2 separate regions of the Homo sapiens genome follow, and region 2 is linked to region 1. A link is a loop called in an ENCODE intact Hi-C map of the cell type or tissue named here. Cell type or tissue: prostate gland. All regions are shown on one strand. Each heading gives the region's core, and the rest is flanking DNA. Links, peaks and the distances in the headings are about the cores only.

Region 1 (10,645 bases), core at 1,814-9,813:
TGTGATAAGGAGAGATTGTTGGAGGATTAGATAGCATATTAAGCAGATGGGATTTTATTCTGCAGATGATGGTGAGGTAGGAGGTGGGGCTCAAACTCTGGACCACATTGAAGACTGAAACAGGCAAGAGGTGAAAGTACCTCTCCACAAGACACGCCCACCACTGCCATGTCAGTTTACCATTGCCATGGCAACACCCGAAATTACCACCCCTTTCTATGACAATGACCTGGATGTTTCCACCCTTTTTTTAAAAATGTCTGCATAATCTACCCCTAAGCATGTAATTAAAAGTAGGTATAAATATGACTGCAGAACTGTTCCTGAGCTGCACACTACTTATGGGGCAGCCCTGTTCTGCACGGAGCAGTACCTCTGCTGCTGCTATACACTGCCACTTCAATAAAAGTTGCTGTTTAACATCACCAGTTCACCCTTGAATACTTTCCTGGGTGAAGCCAAGAACCGTCCCAGATTAAGTCCCAGTTTGGGGGCTTGCCTGCCCTGCATCCATGGAAAGTCATCAAAGGTGGAATTTTGTTTTGTCTTAGAAATCATTTGACTGTTTTTGTTTTTGTTGTTGTTGTTGTTGTTGTTTTTAGGAATAAAGGTGCCAGAGCATACACACCATGGAATACTATGCAGCCATAAAAAAGGATGAGTTCATGTCCTTTGTAGGGACATGGATGAAGCTGGAAACCATCATTCTCGGCAAACTATCGCAAGGACAAAAAACCAAACACCGCATGTTCTCACTCAGAGGTGGGAATTGAACAATGAGAACACTTGGACACAGGAAGGGGAACATCACACACCGGGGCCTGTCACGGGGTGCGGGGAGGGGGGAGGGATAGCATTAGGACATATACCTGATGTAAATGACGAGTTAATGGGTGCAGCACACCAACATGGCACATGTATACATATGTAACAAACCTGCACATTGTGCACATGTACCCTAAAACTTAAAAAAAAAAAAAAAAGGTGCCAGAGATCTTTGTTTTCTCTTTAAGATCCTCTCTCACCTTTCTCTAACTGGTTTCCTGCCCACAAGAACCTGCTCTGTATGCACCCCATCAACAGGCTTTTCTGTTCTCTGGATTCTGTGTGGTTTTGACCACTGGGGAGCCCCAGCAGTGTTGGAGAAGGGAGAGTGAGGTAAGGGCACTTCCCCTACAGCCTGCCTTGCAGGGTTACTTCAAGATAGTTCTTTCTCCCTACCCAAGAAAACAGTTCTGAAGGTGTGTTCTTCATGGGACCCTCTCATTCCAGATTATAGTAATGAGTCTTTTTCTTTCAGGCCAAGGAGTTTCCCTGTAAGTAGCCTGGGGAACTCCAAAATCATAGCTTAGGACTTCCTTATACCCTGTACAATACCTTTGTGCATAGTCCTTTTATTAACCTCTCCTTGAATTATCTTCATTTGAGTTGCCATACATTTCCTGCTACATTTATTAATAGTACAAAAATGACCTCAGGAAACAGATGCTCAAAAGAAGATGCTGGAATCAATTTGCTTATTTATTGTAGGACTTAGAGAAATGAAAGTTCAGATTATCCTACCAGGAGAGAATCCCTGTCCAACCATAGTGCTGGCAAAGGGAAAGGAGAACATAGAGATAGGATGTATGGTAGAAAAAGGAATTCTGCTTACCAAATTATGCTCTGTGTCCAGCTACAGATTTGGGGATAGTATCAGCTACTGTTGGTGTTATTTGTTTTTCCTTTTTTCCTCTGCTACCTTACGTGGAGAACTCAGTGATCATTAATGTTTTCATTTCAGGCACAGCTGCTACTCAACTGATGTTACCCTGTTATGATTTGGTAGCTGATGGAACTTCATGTGTCCCCTGTGATGGAGACACAAACTTTTCCTGCAACGAAAAGTAGATGCTGAGGGGCCAGGAGTGATGGTACCAGACGTCTTGTTTACCCCTCTGGATCCCAGGATGCTGTTCAGTGTGGAATACATCCGTCGGCTCCTTTGCCTCCTAGTCTGCAGTTGAGTTCCTGTAGAGTCCCAGCAGGAGGTCTGAGGGAGTGATGAGAATGAGGTGAGGCCAATTACTCCCCCGCTCCCACCTGGAAGTTCCCTCTGGCAGGCTGCGTCCCACATTCAAGTTATACAGTTCCTATAACAGAGGGTCTCTCCACAAGACGCTCTCTTCTCAGGTTCTTTTTGAGAGGTGAAGCCAGCTGGGCTTCTGGGTCTGGTGGGGACTTGGAGAACTTTTCTGTCTAGCTAAAGGATTATAAATGCACCAATCAGCACTCTGTGTCTAGCTAAAGGATTGTAAATGCACCAATCAGCACTCTGTAAAACAGACCAATCAGCACTCTGTAAAATGGACCAACTAGCAGGATGTGGGTGGGACCAAATAAGGGAATAAAAGCAGGCCACCCGAACCAGCAGCGGCAACCCACTGGGGTCCCCTTCCACGCTGTGGAAGCTTTGCTCTTTCACTCTTTGCAATAAATCTTGCTGCTGCTCACTCTTTGGGTCCACACTACCTTTATGAGCTGTAACACTCACCACGAAGGTCTGCAGCTTTACTCCTGAAGCCAGCAAGACCACGAACCCACTGGGAGGAATGAACAACTGCAGACGCTCCACCTTTAAGAGCTGTAACACTCACTGCAAAGGTATGCAGCTTCACTCTTAAAGCCAGCGAACCCACCGGGAGGAACGAACAACTCCCGACACGCTGCCTTTAAGAGCCTTAACATTCATTGCAAGGGTCTGCCGCTTCACTCCTGAAGTCAGCAAGACCACGAACCCACTGGAAGGAAGAAACTCCGGACACATCCGAATATCAGAAGGAACAAACTCCTGACACACCATCTTTAAGAACTGTAACACTCACCGCGAGGGTCTGCGGCTTCATTCTTGAAGTCAGCGAGACCAAGAACCCACCAATTCCTGACACATTTTGACAACTCACTTTCCACTTCATGCCTAAGGATGGGTAACAGCCTCACTATATTCCTTTTCCTTTTGCTCACCTGCACACACTGTATAAGTGGCCCCTTTACGAAACCCTCTTTGATTTATCCTATTTTTAATATTCCATCTTTTCACTACTGAGCCTTGCTTGAAGTAATAACTGTAGAATTCATGTGAAGGGTGTACTGGAGAATATGAGAATTTACAAGAAGGAGGACTGGTTTGGGGTCCTTTCTCTTTCAGCAAGTATTAACCGAGTACCTGCCCTGTGTCTTGTGCCAAGTAGCATTCTACAGCAGTGAAGAAGAGAGGCAGAGTCCTTGCCCTCAAGGAGTTATGGGAGGACAAATAATAAACAAGTGAACAAATAAATGAGGTAACTTTAGGTCATAACCTGAGCTTTTAAGGAGACACACAGCATGATGAGATGGACAGTAAATGAGTTGAATCTGTTTCAGATAGTTTGGTCCAAAAAGGCCCCACTGAGCAGATGACAGAAAAGACATTGAGAAGGTGGAATCCACAGTATTGATTATTGATTAAATGTAGAAAATAAAGGAGAAAAGAAGATAGAAGTTTATCCCAAGATTTCTGTCTGTGTAACTGCAAGAAAATGGCACCACCTATATTTAAAACAGATATGGAATAGGTTTATGTTTTCTGGCAGGGGTTGCAAATAAAATATCCCCTCTTTTTGTAAATAAAATGTTATTGAAATGCAGCCACACTCATTTGTTTACATATTGTCTGTGGTTACTTTCACTCTGCAACGGCAGAGTTGTGTAGTTTCAACATTATATGGCCAGATAAGTTGAAAATACTATCTGGGCCTTTATAGAAAAGTTTACTGAGTTCTTCTCTATGGCATGTTGACATAGCATCATAATTTATAGGAAACCGAGGAGGAGTCAATTTCTCTAGGAATTTTCTAGCAGATTGAGTAATGGTCTGTTTAACTAACGTTTTGTGCCCTTGAGTGGGAGGAAAATTCACACTCAAGCTTAATCAGTGAATGGGGAATGGGATAATTTCACTTTCTCATTTCTCAAATAAACTTGCCCTGAACTCTATTAGAGATAACCACACTTAATAATATTGTATATTTCAAAATTGTTGAAAGAATCGACTTTTAATGTTCTCACCACACACACAAAAAAATGGTGTTGGTGAGGTGATGTATACGTTGATTAGCTGGATCAAATCTTTCTATGATGCATACATAGATCAAAACATTCAGTTGTACCCCACAAATATACACAATTATTATTTTTCAACTAAAAATAAATTTTTAAAAATTTAAATATATATTCCAAAAAAAAAACAAGAAAGAAAGAAATTCACCTGTGCGTGATAAACAGGCAGAAAAGAAAGCTCCACCCACTGGCGCTGGGCCCAACTCCTCCTTGTGAATTCTGCATGACCAAGGAGCTTGCAGTTCTCAGTTTGCTGCATATTTCTCAGGTCCCCACCCCCTTGAACTGTTGATTCTAGCTGCTAAAAACACCTCATCCACCCAACAACATCTACATCAGAGAAGATGACTGAAATCAGAGAATCCTCCCCCACCACCCACTTTGCTGCCTCTGAAGAAGCCTCTACCACTGTCTGCACGTTAAGACTTGCTTGAGGCCTTCCACTCCCAGAGAAGGAGCCAAAATTATCCTAACATGGCTCTCAGTTGTAGGCAAATCTGTTGATCCACTATGTCATCTACAAAGTAATTTCTTGCAAAGTTGAATTAACGTTAGTCCCAAGGACAGCTGATGTTTGAAATGATGTATTTTATTTCAAAATAAGACTGTGTCCACAGATTATCCCTGCTCCTATTTTAAGATTGGAATCTAATAAACAGCACAGGCTGCTCTACCATCATTTGCTGCCTTACCATTTGTTTGTATCTATTTTTCTGTTACTATTTTTGGCTATGCTTTTAGCCACAGGATTGAGTCTGAAAGCAGGCAGATATGGACTCAAGAAAGATAAATCATGGCTTAAATTTGTTCTCAAAGGATGAAGACCAAAACAATGTTCTCCTATTTAAAGAGCACTCAGATCTGGCTAGTTAATTGCCAATTTTGAGCAACCTAAAAAACATGACAAATTTATAGGTGTCTAGTCATTAACGTTCATAGTATAAATAAACCCTCATTTGGATCATCTTAAATTCATAAATTTCAGAGCAAAATAGATGTAGAGTTCCGTGGTCAGGAAAAAGAATGCTGGACTTGGATATTAAATGATCTGGGCATGAATTTAAGCTTTGCCCTTTCCTCTGTTCAACTCCAGCCAAGTCACTTAATCTCTATAGCATGAAGTTTCCTATTTGGAAAAGGAAGGGATTGGATTGGTTCAACAAGGTATCTTCAAGTACTAAACATCTATGAGTCAACATCTGTTCTAGTTTAATTCCTCATTTTATAAATGCAGAAACTGACACACAAAGGTGAAATCTAAGGCAGCTAGTTAATGATTTAGCTGAGTTTGGGATCAGTCTTCTAATATTTTGTTTTAAATTAACTGTGAGTGTGTGTGTTTTCTGAAGAGCTCAACATCATAGAAATCCAGTACCCTTGGCCCTGGACCTGTCTCCATGTGCATTTCTGCATCCTTTCGTAATTAGAATTTCTGTTCTTGGGACAGAAGGAAATAGAGATCATACAGCGGCACCCTACTCTATTTACAGGCAAGAACTGGCAAGACATACCAACTGGAACATCAGAGCTGGGGGCACATCTCAGTTTCTAGAACATCTAAGAACCTGAACAATGGTGTGGCTTGTATTGACTTTCAGATCAAGTGATGTTTTCCCAATTTTCTTAGTAATGAATGATTTACAAAGAAAGCTAGTGATTAAACATTATTTGTGTGTTTTCTGTAATTAAAAATCATTTTCTTGGAGTCACTCAGAGCTTAGTATAATGATTTTATTGTGGCATTATTTTAATTTTACTGTGGAAATAAGGATTATACCAATTTCCTTAGACTCAAAAGCTGTGGAATGGAAAATTCTGCTTGTGGAAGCACATGTCTGTTGGATAATTCTAAAATAAAATTTTACTTTTAAATAGCACTGGTCTCTGTCACAGGAGGCATTTCGTCAAGAACACAACCACTTACTAAATTTTATTCTTCTGAAATGTAAACGTACTTTTGCAAATTTTATTCAATGGCAATGACAATCCTATAACCAAACAATATGAATCCAGTCTATTTATTCAGGATACTTTGTTTAGTACTGTGCATAATTAAAATGAAAATGTCACTGCCCTGCAAATAAATGAAATGTTCACTAGATGATGAATTAAATACATTGTGACACATTCATAAAATGGAAGACTATCCATTTAAAGACGTGTTTTGAGAAAAAAATGTTTAAAATAGATGAAAACATTCATTAGTATTTTTAAAAAGGTTACAGAACTATTTGCACCTTGTGATCCCATTTTGTATGTCTGTGTGTATACAATTCTAAAAATTGATTACTTTGGAAATATCAAGTCAATTTCAAGAAAAGTATTTTAATTTTTTTCTTTGATACGGAACAATTCATTCCTGTCATTCTCCCTACCCCACTTCACTGCCACCTACTTCCCCAAAGACACCATTTCCTTTGTCCTCATAAGAATTCATATGAATTTAAAACTGCATCATTCTCTTTCTTTTTACAATTAATGTTAAAAGCTTCGTAGTTCAATTACAGTAAGAAAATCTGGAGTCTAAAGTAGATTTGTCTCCCTGGTTTTTTTTTTTTCCAGTTAATGAGGAAGTGTGTTGGTCTGATGCTCTAAAATGAATCAATTTTGGAAATACTATAAATCATAGATATTGCAACTTCAAGGCCAATGTTACTTCCTTGTATAACTGGAAAAGAGGAAACCTACACACACATTGTCCCAATTCCTGGTCCTTGGGGGCTGTTTGTACTGAAGAACTGTTAATTGCCTTGTTTTGATTTACACAAAATGAGGTGGGGACACCCTTCCTTGCCTAGAAGAGCCATTGGCCTAGAGCAAGGAAAAGAAATGTTGAAGTTTTGACTTTTTTCTTTTCTTTTTTTTTTTTTTTGAGACTGTGCCCCTCTCTGTCACACAGGCGGGAGTGTGAGCTCAGGCAACTGCAGCCTCCACCTCTGGGGCTTAGGTGATCCTCCTACCTCAGCCTCCTAAGTAGCTGAGACTATAGGCACAAGCCACCATGCCCTGCTAATTTTTGTATTTTTTGTAGAGACGGAGTTTCTCCGTGTTGCCCAGGCTGGTCTTGAACTCCCAAGCTCACATGACCCACTCGCCTCAGCCTCCCAAAGTGCTGGGATTACAGGTATGAGCCAGCTTTGGCCTCTTTGAATAGCTACCAATAGAAGGCTTTGTGATGGGCCCTGGTTTTTTGGGGAGGTGGCCCAGGGAAGTGGAGTAGGATGGAGAGTGACCTTGAGCTTGTTAAAAGAAAAACTTCAGCCGAATTAAATTTGAAAGAGTTTAATTGAGCAATGAATGATTTGTGAATCGGGCAGCCCCCAGAATCACAGCAGATTCAGAGAGACTATGGTGCAGCCATGTGCTGGAAGAAAATTTATGGACAGCAAAAGGAAAGTGACGTAAGAAAACGGAAGTGAGGTACAGAGACAACTGAATTTGTTATGGATCAGCATTTGCCTTATTTGAACACGGTCTGAACAGTTGACTACATTGATTGGCCAAAACTCAGTGATTGGTATAGGTGTGGGCTATGGTCAGTTTATACCACCACTTGTTATAGTTCAGAATGAATGGAAAAACCTTCAGGCTGAACTTAAATATGTAAGGAGGCAGCTTCAGGCCAAACTTGATTTAACAAGCTGCTTAATAATGTGAGTCCCTGTACTGATACTGAAGTAGTTACATGGAGTGCCAGCCTCGCTCTGCTCACATCTACTTCATTGAGCTTATAAACCCATTGCCCAGCTGCTAGGAGTATTGGCTGCCAGCAGCTCACACCTATTCCCCTACTCCAAGCCTCTGCCCAGTAGGGTCGAGTGCGGGACCTTAGTCTCTGCCATCCTTCTACCAGAGCCCACAGCCCATGACTGTCATTGGCTACAAAAGTACAGCCATCATACCTCAAGAAGGACACCCTCTGGAGTGTGACTTTATGCTCTGGAGCCCAGCCCCCTCACCCACCCCATCTCCTGGATCAGGCCTGAGACAGATTTCATCTGAGCTCACATCCTTGCCTGGCTCCATGCCTCCCCTGCCCTACCTCCCTCAGTCTCTGAGAGGTTTTTCCTGAAGAGCTTATCCTCAATCACAGGTACTCCAGCCCCTGGCGCGGGCCCTCCTTCTAGGGAGCCCAATCTAAGACAGATATTTTTGGCTCAAGGAAATGATTTTATTTCCTGAGCAAGTATCTGTATTGTCCAGTATCTGAGAACTAATGTCTATCTTCGAGCATATGTGTGTCTGTGGGTGGCTCACTAGTTCACTGCTGATGGTCATGACAAATTGTCCTTCTGTCCTGGCCTTGGAATGCCAAAGGCCAGCCCAGAGGGCCCTGCAGAGTCCCACTGTCATGGTAGCCATCTAGAATGAATAACTCTGATCCCTGTGTCCTGCTGATCATCTACAGTAGGATAGCTCTGGGGGCAAGACTAGCTCTGTGTGAAGGCACTGAGAACTCTTAAAGGAGAAGGTGGGCAAAGATTCTGTGTATTGCGGAATATTTCTCAAACACAACGGACAATCTGAACTCCACTCTTGTTCAATAATTTCCCCTCCCTAAAAAGCACTTCTTCCTTCTTACAGCTTCTCTAATGGTACTCACCCTTCAAGACACTACTGTGCTCATGTTCTCCATCCTCTATGTCATCAGAAAGACTCTCTGCCACAGAAATCTCTCCTCTCTCCAACTTTATACAACTCTTGCTTGCCTATGCTATTCTTTTAGCACCTCTCATATATTATCATGCATTCTTCCTGTTATCTTCATGTTCACGTCCCTTCTCTTTAATCCTTTAAATGTACTCAAGGATAAGGACTATGCCTTACCCAGAATCTCCCTAAATATTATGCACATGACACATACTCAGTAAATATTTATTAATCATGTTGGCATGTATATTTGCTGCATTTAACTTGTTAAATGATACAGGATTTTGTGAGGAACTGCTTATTAAGATCTTTTCCTAGCCTAGGAGATTACCAAATGATTGCAGGGATTGACAAGGAGTTGGTGTTTTGTTGAAAGCAGAGATACACAATTCAAGTTCAAAGAGGGCTTGGTTTTTGCAGGTAGAGCCCTGCTCTGCCCTCAGGTACAAGAGAGGATGACCTGCTTTGACATCCTTTAGCCATAAGAGATGTAAGAGGGAACTCTATGCCCCCAAACAGGGATGTTGGGGAGGAGGAGGAAGGCAGTGTTTATAAGGAGAGGCTGTCTTCTTTTATTAACAGCTTTTTATGAATGCTTTGTCTCGAAAAATGTGAGCTTAATTCAAGGAAACTTGCTTCTGAAGTTTTGGGTAACTGAGAGACAGTGATAATGGTACTTTGTTACCCAGTTGGATATCCTCTGAGCCACCAGAATGGCCAGTCCACCCCAGTGGTACTAGTGAATAGGAGAAAATTAGCATGGCAGAGAGGAACTGAATCCTCCCCTGGAGGTACACAAGACAGTACTTGTCTGTGCCATCAGTCTCCAGAGTTGGGGCCACAGAGGATGGAATGGAGCCCTGGTCAAGCAAATTGTTCCTGCCTGCTTCAGATGAATCGTGCCTGAAACTACCAACTAGAGGCCTGTAGACAAGCAGCTAGAGCAACCACGATGAAAAACAGAAACCAAACAACATCTTCACCATCACAGACATGGGGCTATCCCACTGATGTGGGACAGTCGAGCCCAGAACTGGGGCTTAGCCCAGGAAAGTTCTTGGCTTCACACAGGAAAGAATTCAAGAGCTAGCCAGTGGTAGAAGAAACCAGTTTTATTGAGGCAACAGCGTTACAGCTTTGTGACTGCTCCAGCAGAGTAGGGCTACCCTCTAGGCAGAGTAGCAGGTCTGGGGATGTCATGCAGTCATTTTTATACGCACTTTTAATTCCATGCAAATTAAGGGGTAAGTGGGTTGTTTAGGAACTTATAGAAAAAAGGTAATTTCCAGGTCATTGCCATGGAAAGGGGTGGTAACTTCTGGGTGTTTTCATGGCAATGGTAAACTGACATGGTACTAGGGGGGCATATGTTATGGAGAAGTCCCTGTTTCAGCCAGTCTTCAATCTGGTCAGGAGTAAAGTCCCACCTCCTACCTCAACACCATGTTCACTAAAGTGATGTTGCCTTTCTCCACCCCTGACCCTGAAGGAGCTTACATAAGAGGAAGGAGAGCATGTTGAGTTGAATATGAGATTGGAATTTATAAGTGGATAAGATGTTTAAAGCATAATAACCAGGACCAGCTACATAATTTGCAGAGTCCAGTGCAAAATGAAAATGTAAACCCCCTTGTTTAAAAAGCAAGAAAAACATACCCTTAAAAGTACTGAAATGTACAATTTTTTCCTTTCATCCACATGGTCTCTCTCAACCTGTGATGGTGATTTCTTACTCACTGTTTAATGTCATGATCCCTCAAGCACAGGGATAATGAAGGGGCAGTGCTGACCTTCATAGGCTCCTGAACTAAATTGCAGGGTGCATGCTATCCTTGGGCATGACAGCTCCTGGGTTTCT
Region 2 (10,645 bases), core at 899-8,898, 430 kb before region 1:
AGTTTACTGAGAATGATGATTTCAAATTTCATCCATGTCCCTACAAAGGACATGAACTCATCCTTTTTTATGGCTGCATAGTATTCCATGGTGTATATGTGCCACATTTTCTTAATCCAGTCTATCGTTGTTGGACATTTGGGTTGGTTCCAAGTCTTTGCTATTGTGAATAGTGCCGCAATAAACATACATGTGCATGTGTCTTTATAGCAGCATGATTTATAGTCATTTGGGTATACACCCAGTAATGGGATGGCTGGGTCAAATGGTATTTCTAGTTCTAGATCCCTGAGGAATCGCCACACTGACTTCCACAATGGTTGAACTAGTTTACAGTCCCACCAACAGTGTAAAAGTGTTCCTATTTCTCCACATCCTCTCCAGCACCTGTTGTTTCCTGACTTTTTAATGATTGCCATTCTAACTGGTGTGAGATGGTATCTCATTGTGGTTTTGATTTGCATTTCTCTGATGGCCAGTGATGATGAGCATTTTTTCATGTGTCTTTTGGCTGCATAAATGTCTTCTTTTGAGAAGTGTCTGTTCATATCCTTTACCCACTTTTTGATGGGGTTGTTTGTTCTTTTCTTGTAAATTTGTTTGAGTTCATTGTAGATTCTGGATATTAGCCCTTTGTCAGATGAGTAGGTTGCGAAAATTTTCTCCCATTCGGTAGGTTGCCTGTTCACTCTGATGGTAGTTTCTTTTGCTGTGCAGAAGTTCTTTAGTTTAATTAGATCCCATTTCTCAATTTTGGCTTTTGTTCCCATTGCTTTTGGTGTTTTAGACATGAAGTCCTTGCCCATGCCTATGTCCTGAATGGTAATGCCTAGGTTTTCTTCTAGGGTTTTTATGGTTTTAGGTCTAACGTTTAAGTCTTTAATCCATCTTGAATTAATTTTTGTATAAGGTGTAAGGAACGGATCCAGTTTCAGCTTTCTCCACATGGCTAGCCAGTTTTCCCAGCACCATTTATTAAATAGGGAATCCTTTACCCATTGCTTGTTTTTCCCAGGTTTATCAAAGATCAGATAGTTTTAGATATGCGGCATTATTTCTGAAGGCTCTGTTCTGTTCCATTGATCTATATCTCTGTTTTGGTACCAGTACCATGCTGTTTTGGTTACTGTAGCCTTGTAGTATAGTTTGAAGTCAGGTAGTGTGATGCCTCCAGCTTTGTTCTTTTGGCTTAGGATTGACTTGGTGATGTGGGCTCTTTTTTGGTTCCATATGAACTTTAAGGTAGTTTTTTCCAATTCTGTGAAGAAAGTCATTGGTAGCTTGATGGGGATGGCATTGAATCTATAAATTACCTTGGGCAGTATGGCCATTTTCACGATATTGATTCTTCCTACCCATGAGCATGGAATGTTCTTCCATTGGTTTGTATCCTCTTTTATTTCACTGAGCAGCGGTTTGTAGTTCTCCTTGAAGAGGTCCTTCACGTCCCTTGTAAGTTGAATTCCTAAGTATTTTATTCTCTTTGAAGCAATTGTGAATGGGAGTTCACTCATGATTTGGCTCTCTGTTTGTCTGTTATTGGTGTATAAGAATGCTTGTGATTTTTGTACATTGATTTTGTATCCTGAGACTTTGCTGAAGTTGCTTATCAGCTTAAGGAGATTTTGGGCTGAGACAATGGGGTTTTCTAGATACACAATCATGTCGTCTGCAAACAGGGACAATTTGACTTCCTCTTTTCCTAATTGAATACCCTTTATTTCCTTCTCCTGCCTCCTGCCAGGGCAATTGCCCTGGCCAGAACTTCCAACACTATGTTGAATAGGAGTGGTGAGAGAGGGCATCCCTGTCTTGTGCCAGTTTTCAAAGGGAATGCTTCCAGTTTTTGCCCATTCAGTATGATATTGGCTGTGGGTTTGTCATAGATAGCTCTTATTATTTTGAGATACGTCCCATCAATACCTAATTTATTGAGAGTTTTTAGCATGAAGGGTTGTTGAACTTTGTCAAAGGCCTTTTCTGCATCTATTGAGATAATCATGCGGTTTTTGTCTTTGGTTCTGTTTATATGCTGGATTACATTTATTGATTTGTGTATATTGAACCAGCCTTGCATCCCAGGGATGAAGCCCACTTGATCATGGCGGATAAGCTTTTTGATGTGCTGCTGGATTCGGTTTGCCAGTATTTTATTGAGGGTTTTTGCATCAATGTTCATCAAGGATATTGGTCTAAAATTCTCTTTTTTGGTTGTGTCTCTGCCCGACTTTGGTATCAGGATGATGCTGGCCTCATAAAATGAGTTAGGGAGGATTCCCTCTTTTTCTATTGATTGGAACAGTTTCAGAAGGAATGGTGCCAGTTCCTCCTTGTACCTCTGGCAGAATTTGGCTGTGAATCCATCTGGTCCTGGACTCTTTTTGATTGGTAAGCTATTGATTATTGCCACAATTTCAGCTCCTGTTATTGGTCTATTCAGAGATTCAACTTCTTCCTAGTTTAATCTTGGGAGAGTGTATGTGTCGAGGAATTTATCCATTTCTTCTAGATTTTCTAGTTTATTTGCATAGAGGTGTTTGCAGTATTCTCTGATGGTAGTTTGTATTTCTGTGGGATCGGTGGTGATGTCCCCTTTATCATTTTTTATTGCGTCTATTTGATTCTTCTCTCTTTTTTCTTTATTAGTCTTCCAAGCGGTCTATCAATTTTGTTGATCCTTTCAATATTCAACATTCTTAAAGAAAAGAATTTTCAACCCAGAATTTCATATCCAGCCAAACTAAACTTCATAAGTGAAGGAGAAATAAAATACTTCACAGACAAGCAAATGCTGAGAGATTTTGTCACCACCAGGCCTGCCCCAAAAGAGCTCCTGAAGGAAGCACTAAACATGGAAAGGAACAACCGGTACTAGCCGCTGCAAAATCATGCCAAAATGTAAAGACCATCGAGACTAGGAAGAAACTGCATAAACTAACGAGCAAAATCACCAGCTAACATCATAATGACAGGATCAAATTCACACATAACAATATTAACTTTAAATGTAAATGGACTAAATTCTCCAATTAAAAGACACAGACTGGCAAGTTGGATAAAGAGTCAAGACCCATCAGTGTGCTGTATTCAGGAAACCCATCTCACGTGCAGAGACACACATAGGCTCAAAATAAAAGGATGGAGGAAGATCTACCAAGCAAATGGAAAACAAAAAAAGGCAGGGTTTTCAATCCTAGTCTCTGATAAAACAGACTTTAAACCAACAAAGATCAAAAGAGACAAAGAAGGCCATTACATAATGGTAAAGGGATCAATTCAACAACAAGAGCTAACTATCCTAAATATATATGCACCCAATACAGGAGCACCCAGATTCATAAATCAAGTCCTGAGTGACCTACAAAGAGACTTAGACTCCCACACAATAATAATGGGAGACTTTAGCACCCCACTGTCAACATTAGACAGATCAACGAGACAGAAAGTTAACAAGGATACCCAGGAATTGAACTCAGCTCTGCACCAAGCGGACCTAATAGACATCTACAGAACTCTCCACCCCAAATCAACAGAATATACATTTTTTTCAGCACCACACCACACCTATTCCAAAATTGACCACATACTTGGAAGTAAAGCTCTCCTCAGCAAATGTAAAAGAACAGAAATTATAACAAACTGTCTCTCAGACCACAGTGCAATCAAACTAGAACTCAGGATTAAGAAACTCATTCAAAACCGCTCAACTACATGGAAACTGAACAACCTGCTCCTGAATGACTACTGGGTACATAACGAAATGAAGGCAGAAATAAAGATGTTCTTTGAAACCAACGAGAACAAAGACACAACATACCAGAATCTCTGGGACGCATTCAAAGCAGTGTGTAGAGGGAAATTTATAGCACTAAATGCCCACAAGAGAAAGCAGGAAAGATCCAAAATTGACACCCTAACATCACAATTAAAAGAACTAGAAAAGCAAGAGCAAACACATTCAAAAGGTAGCAGAAGGCAAGAAATAACTAAAATCAGAGCAGAACTGAAGGAAATAGAGACAAAAAAAAACCTTCAAAAAATTAATGAATCCAGGAGCTGGTTTTTTGAAAGGTTTTTTGAAAGGACCACCACAATATTTTTAAGAAATAATTCCACTATGTCTGCTTTCTGATCAACTCTCTTTGGTTAACAGGTTTGCATTGAAAGTTAAACAGTGATTTGAATTTACATTAGTGCCAATTTTGCTTCAATTTTATGGCGGCATTATTTGTACCCTGTTGAATGGTGAGATGAATTTTCTATTAATGCTAATTCGCCCCTGTCCCCATGAAAGTAAAACTAGATTAAATAAACTGTAATAATTTTCATAGAAAATAGTAGACTTATTATTTGGAGTGTGGTGTTTCCCCAGCCAAGCTCTTAAGATTGTGCAACATTTTACTTGGTTTTATTCCATGGTTTAGGCTGGCACTGACCCAACCAGTGCTCTTGAAAACACATGCTGAAGGTCACATTAGGGAAGAATATGAGTGGGTGAGTGAGTCAGTGCATGTCCACTAACTCCTCTAGAATAAACAAATATCTGTCTGACCAGGTATTAATCAACTTAGTAGGTGGAAAGCTTATTTAAAAAAAGAATTCCTTCTAGATGCCAGCAGAAAATAGGTTACCAAAGAACTGATTTGGCCAAAACTTTTCCTATAGAATTACTAAAGGTTAAAACACTTACTACATTCTAAATTAAAAGAATTATCTACTGCTAGAAGTTTCTGGAAGCCATATTCCTTAGGAACAACTCAAATCTTTGGCCTCAATGTAATTTATCAAAGTGTCTTTCCCCAAATCTCACTGTTACCAGTAAATTACACCATATTACTCATTCCTAAGGCAGATGAGAAATGTCATCCCATTATTGCCTTATATTTCCTAGAGTGAACTGACCAGTTGTATATTGGTAATTGCATAAATTCCTTGAGGGCAGGAACTATGCCTGGTGAAGTTATAGACATATCATACATATGTAATGAATATTTACTGAATTTTACATCATGACAAATTCTACCACAATTTCATGAGAACTTAAAAAATAAGTTTGCAAGAAAATATTTTATAATGGTGGTACATATTGAGACCATTTTAGAAGACTACTGTGTTACACAACACTGTTACCTAAGAGGAAAATAAATTGGCATGTAGTTATCCAAACTCAGTAATCATTTTTAGGGTAAATGATGAGATCACACTATATTAACATATTTATTAATGATGATCATAAAGCAATACTTCCACAAAAATAATCACCACAAACTTAGAGTGAAGTGAGTATAAGGTGATTTACTAACAGATGCTCAATGAGGATCAAATAAATACAAGAAATTGTAAAATTTAAAATTGTGAGCATCCAAATGTTAGCATAAAATTCATTTTCCTTTCACATTTTATTTTGAAAGTTTTGAAATCAACAGAAAAGATGCAAAAATAATATAACATCCATAGACTCCTTGTCTCGATTCCTCAATGTTAACCTTTTTTAATTTTATTTTTATTTTTATTATACTTTAAGTTCTAGGGTACATGTGCACAATGTGCAGGTTTGTTACATATGTATACATGTGCCATGTTGGTGTGCTGCATCCATTAACTCACCATTTACATTAGGTATACCTCCTAATGCTATCCCTCCCCCCTCCCCCCACCCCATGACAGGCCCTGGTGTGTGATGTTCCCCTTCCTGTGTCCATGTGTTCTCATTGTTCAATTCCCACCTATGAGTGAGAACATATGGTGTTTGTTTTTTTGTCCTTGCGACAGTTTCCTGAGAATGATGGTTTCCAGCTTCATCCATGTCCCTACAAAGGACATTAACTCATCCTTTTTTATGGCTGCATAGTATTCCATGGTGTATATGTGCCACATTTTCTTAATCCAGTCTATCATTGATGGACATTTGGGTTGGTTCCAAGTCTTTCCTATATTTGATTTTCTTACAGTGTGTATGTGTTTGTGTGTGTTGAACCCTTTAACAATTATTTGCAGTTATTTATTATTATTTAACAATTATTTGCAGTTCATCCCTAAATACCAAAGTGTATATCTCCTAAGAAAAAAGGCATTTTTCCTATATAACAATAATACAATGATCTCATTGAGGAAACAACATACAATGTAATATAGAGTTCATTTTCAAATTTTCCCAATTATGCCAATAATGTCCTTTGTATCTTTTGCTTCTTTCTTTCCTTCTTTCTTTCTTTCTTTTTTTTTTTTTTTTTTTTTTTTTTGATAGAGTCTCATTCTGTTGCCCAGGCTGGAATGCAGTGGTGCGACCTCGGCTCTCTGCACTTCCACCTCCTGGGTTCAAGTGATTCTCCTGCCTCAGCCTCTTGAGTAGCTGGTTTTACAGGCACACACCACCACACTTGGCTAATATTTGTATTTTTAGTAGAGATGGGCTTTTGCCATGTTGGCCAGGCTGGTCTCGAACTCCTGATCTCAAGTGATCTGCCCGCATCAGCCTCCCAAAGTGCTGAGATTGTAGGCATGAGCCACTGCACCCAGCCTCTTTTTATTTTTTTTAAGTTTTCCTAAGATTCAATCACTAATCACACACTGCAATTAGTTGCCTCTTTAGTCTCCTTTATCCTGGAAGAGTTTCCCAGACTCTTTTATTTTTCATAGCATTGGCATATTTGAAGGCCCAGACCAGTTGTTTTCCAGAATAACAATTTGGATATTTTAGATAATCAGATAAAGTTTATGTAATCTGAACAAGAATGCTGTACAGATGAAAGTGTGTCTTTCCTGGTATATCCCAGAAGGGGCAACTGATATCAGTTTCTCACCTCCTACTTCCCTTCTATGTCCCCTGTAGGCAAACTGTGGTATTACCCATCTCCTGAATCCATCAGGGGCTTTATTTTCCTTGGCCTCTGATGATACAGGCTTCCCTTTAGAAAAACCTCTTTCCACTTTTTCTCTAACTTTTCAAGGCTTCCATTTGTTCACTGCTCAATTCAAATATCTCCCCTTACCATAAAATATTCTATACTATGAATAGTATTCTATTCATATTCATATTTGCATACTATTCAAATAACAATATGAATAGTATTCTATTCATATTCATATTCGAATAGAATACTATTCATATTTGTATAGAATACTATTCAAATTGTTATTCTGGAAAACTGGTCTGGGACTTCAAACATGCCAATGTCATATGTCTTGTCATCCTGCTAGCCTGCATGCCTGCTGGCCTATTCATAGCATAGATATTTTATGGTAAGGGGTGATATTTGAATTGATACTATACTCCCTCAAGTTGCATCATATCTCCCTCTTCAAACGTCTTTTAGTTTTTTAAATACACTATTATGGACTGAGTTAGGTCCCCTCAAAATTCACATGTTGAAGTTATAAAACTCAGAATGTGAATGCATTTAGAAATAGAGTCTGTAAAGCGATGATAATTAAAAATAAATAAGCAAAGTGGGCCCTAATATGACTAATGTCCAATCAGAAGAGAAAATTAGGGCATAAACATGTATAGAGGGAGGACCATGTGAATACACAAGGTGAAGACAAGGAGAGAGGCCTCTTAAGAAATCAACCTTGCTAACACCCTCATCTAAGGCTTCTAGCCTCCAGAATTGTGAGAAAATAAATTTCTATTGTGTAAGCCATCCAGTCTGTGGTATACTTTGTTACAGCAGCCCTATCAAGCAAACACATGCACTCAGTGCTTTAATCTAATGAATGACTTGGTAGTTACACGTGTATAGATACTAATGTTATAATTACCATATGCCTAGTGATCCTGCTGGCCTGCCATCCCACTGAGAGCAGCAACTATGGACCTAGAATTCCCCACATCTGGGTTTCATTTCCCACAGAGCTCATCAGGATCCTGTGCACTCAGTAAACAATAATTTGATGGTCCTTGATGGATGACTAAATTTAAATTACCTTAGGAAAAAAATCAATCCTATAATTAATTGCCCCATTGTTTATAAGAATTCATCCATGACACATGTTTTTAATTTACCCCTTACCCTCTGAGTGTCATGTAACTCTCCAGAGATTTTCTCTTCCTCTCTATAAAACTACTTCTTAAAAGTTTTTAATTCTTAAGGAAATTTTTAGAATTTAAGAAAGAAAAAAAAAAATCCAGTTTACTAAGTGCCTATTCTTTCTTCAAAACAGTTTTCTCTATTTTCTAAAAATATGTCAAGTTGACTTAAAATAATCATAATAAAAATGACAAAAATTAAGACAATAAAGAATATCATGTTATTTCAAGTAAATGTAGTATTTATTTGTATTAGTTTGTACATAAATTTCCAGAGAAATCAAGGCTTTATAGCTGCACTCGGTTTGCATTGATACTTACCTCTGCTTTTAGTGTAGGAGACATTTTCCAGTGGTAAACACTGCTTTATATCTTCAGGCTCATTAATCCCCAGCATCAGTGTGCCTCATCACAGATGAGAAAATGCAGGAGGTTCCTGTTTGGGGCCTTGCTGTCATGGTTTCTTGTTGCTAGCAACACACAGAAGCATGACCAGCTGCTGCTGCTGCTGCTGTTCCTGTTAGTCTGCTAACTAAATATGGGTGAATTTTTCTATGAGTCAGTATTTCTACACTGTCAATAACAATGTGTGTGTGTGTTTCAATTAAGGCCTGATTGTTAAGTCACTAAGGATCGACTGAATCCAATTCTAACATGAATAATCTTCAAAATTTGGCTTATGGTGTGCCATAGATGTCCAGCTAAACTGAATATAATCCTCAGGCATGAATTATGTTAAGAAAATTACTGCTGATTGAAGCTATCGTTCATGGATTAACTCACACTTAATAAAAAGCTATGTTCCTTTGATATCTTTTCAGGTTTAGTCCAGATTTGGCGGGAGTAGGTAGAGGGATGTTCTGTGGTCTTGTAAAATTGGGAAGCATTAAGAAATACAAAATTAAACATATTCCAATAATACATAAAGTTTTAGAGACTAATTAATGTCAATTTGTATCATGACTCTCCTAAAAGGGAATAGAGAATTTTATAATTCTAACACTCATTTGGAGTAACTTATGGCAACTACAGAAAATATGGTTTAAGACACACAGGAGTTCCATATGTATTTGCAAGTAATTTGAGATGCAGTATCATATGATGCAGAGTTAGAGGCAGAAGACCTGAATTCTTCTCTTACCTCTGTCAAGAATTAGCTGTGTGAACTTGGGAAGGCCTGGGGAAAGTCATTTTTATCCCATGTCTCATTTTTAAATTTGTAAAATGGAGATAAACTTATAAGGCTATTGTGAAAATTAAATTAATAAATGCATAGTGAAATTACTGTGTAAAATGAAAATCACTATATGAATATGAGTTGATATTCCATTTATAAGATGCCGCTTACATTTCCTTCAGGATTTATAGTACTTGCTGTCTCTGATTAAAAGTTGTCCTACTCTCTGGCTCTAAAATACTGCAAAATGAAGCAATCTTCTATCTGATATAGTCATCTAATTACAAGTCCAGGTCAAGCAAAATAAGACAATGTTTGAAAGTTTTTCTGATTTTTGAATTTAAAGAAATACTTTCAAATAAAGACTATAACTATAAATTTGCTTTTATTTTGAAACCATAGAATGATAAAATAAAAATTATTAGGATGGTTACTTATGGCAAAAGACACAGGGACAGAAGATGGATGTCTCTGAATATGTGTGTGTGTGTGTGTGTGTGTGTGTGTGTGTGTGTATGTGTATTTACATAGACATGTATACATATTTGTATACATATGTACACATACACACACACTTTGGAACCCTGTAAATGCTTTATGCTCTATCTATGTAATCAAAAACTGTGATTATTTCAAAAATAAAAGCTAAGCAGTTACTCAAAATTTTTTGAAGTAAAGGGATCTAACTGCATATCAAATTGTTGACAAAACCACACAGGGAAAAATTATTTCGAGTGACTTTAAAACGCAGGTTTTTTTTAGTATCACTAGTGAGATATATCCCAAGTATGAAAATCTCCACAAAGAAATCACAAGCTTTATTCGGCAGCATTATTGTTAATGATAATAATGTTTGTATTGTTATTTTGAAATTACTATATGTATATGGTATAAGATAAATAAGTATGTACATGTAATTAGGAACCAAGAGTTTCAATTTAAGAAAATTTGGGGAGAAAAGGTATAAAAGCAAAATAATAGAGGTATAGAATTATCAAGGTAGAACAACATAAATTAAGACATGTAATTATATATTTAAATATAAATATTAACATGAACACATGATTTTTCCTTTTTCTAAAATATATAGACCTTGAATTTATTTTTAAAATACATAACTTGAATTTATTTTTTTAGATACATATTACATAACTACCTCTTCACTGAAAAGCTACAGAAGCAGTGGCAAACCAGTAGTAATGACCACCCCTGGGGCCCAGATTCAGGTCTCTAAACTTTAATTCTGTCCTCAGGGAACTGATTGTTTCCAGGACTGGCTGGACAATATGTTGAATAAGTCTGGAACATCTTGTTGTGCTGAAAAGCAAGAAAGCAATCAAGGATTACAGGGAACATGTCAAAGAGACAGAGAACCCAATTAGAGCAGCTCCCACTGGCGAAACTGTGGAACAGTTGGAGCAACAATAAAAATGACTGGA

What was found. A loop is a pair of places that touch in the nucleus more often than their neighbours do. Peaks named below come from ENCODE experiments on the same cell type or tissue, not always from the same donor. Only the 100,000 strongest peaks of a DNase experiment are listed, where the experiment ranks them.
Region 2: it touches region 1 in a loop (5-fold over the local background); 3 of 110 quality-filtered maps call a loop at or near these places.

The regions. Positions count from the first base shown.
Region 1 is chr1:192,909,450-192,920,094 of GRCh38, forward strand. No RefSeq gene overlaps it. Among named protein-coding and RNA genes, the nearest start is that of RGS2-AS1, 33 kb to the right of the region's middle. In prostate gland, for the core only: no CTCF peak of the experiment used is centred there; no DNase peak of the experiment used is centred there; H3K27ac peaks cover 844 bases.
Region 2 is chr1:192,481,447-192,492,091 of GRCh38, forward strand. No RefSeq gene overlaps it. Among named protein-coding and RNA genes, the nearest start is that of RGS1, 89 kb to the right of the region's middle. In prostate gland, for the core only: no CTCF peak of the experiment used is centred there; DNase peaks (open chromatin) are centred at 4,435 and 8,505; H3K27ac peaks cover 3,433 bases.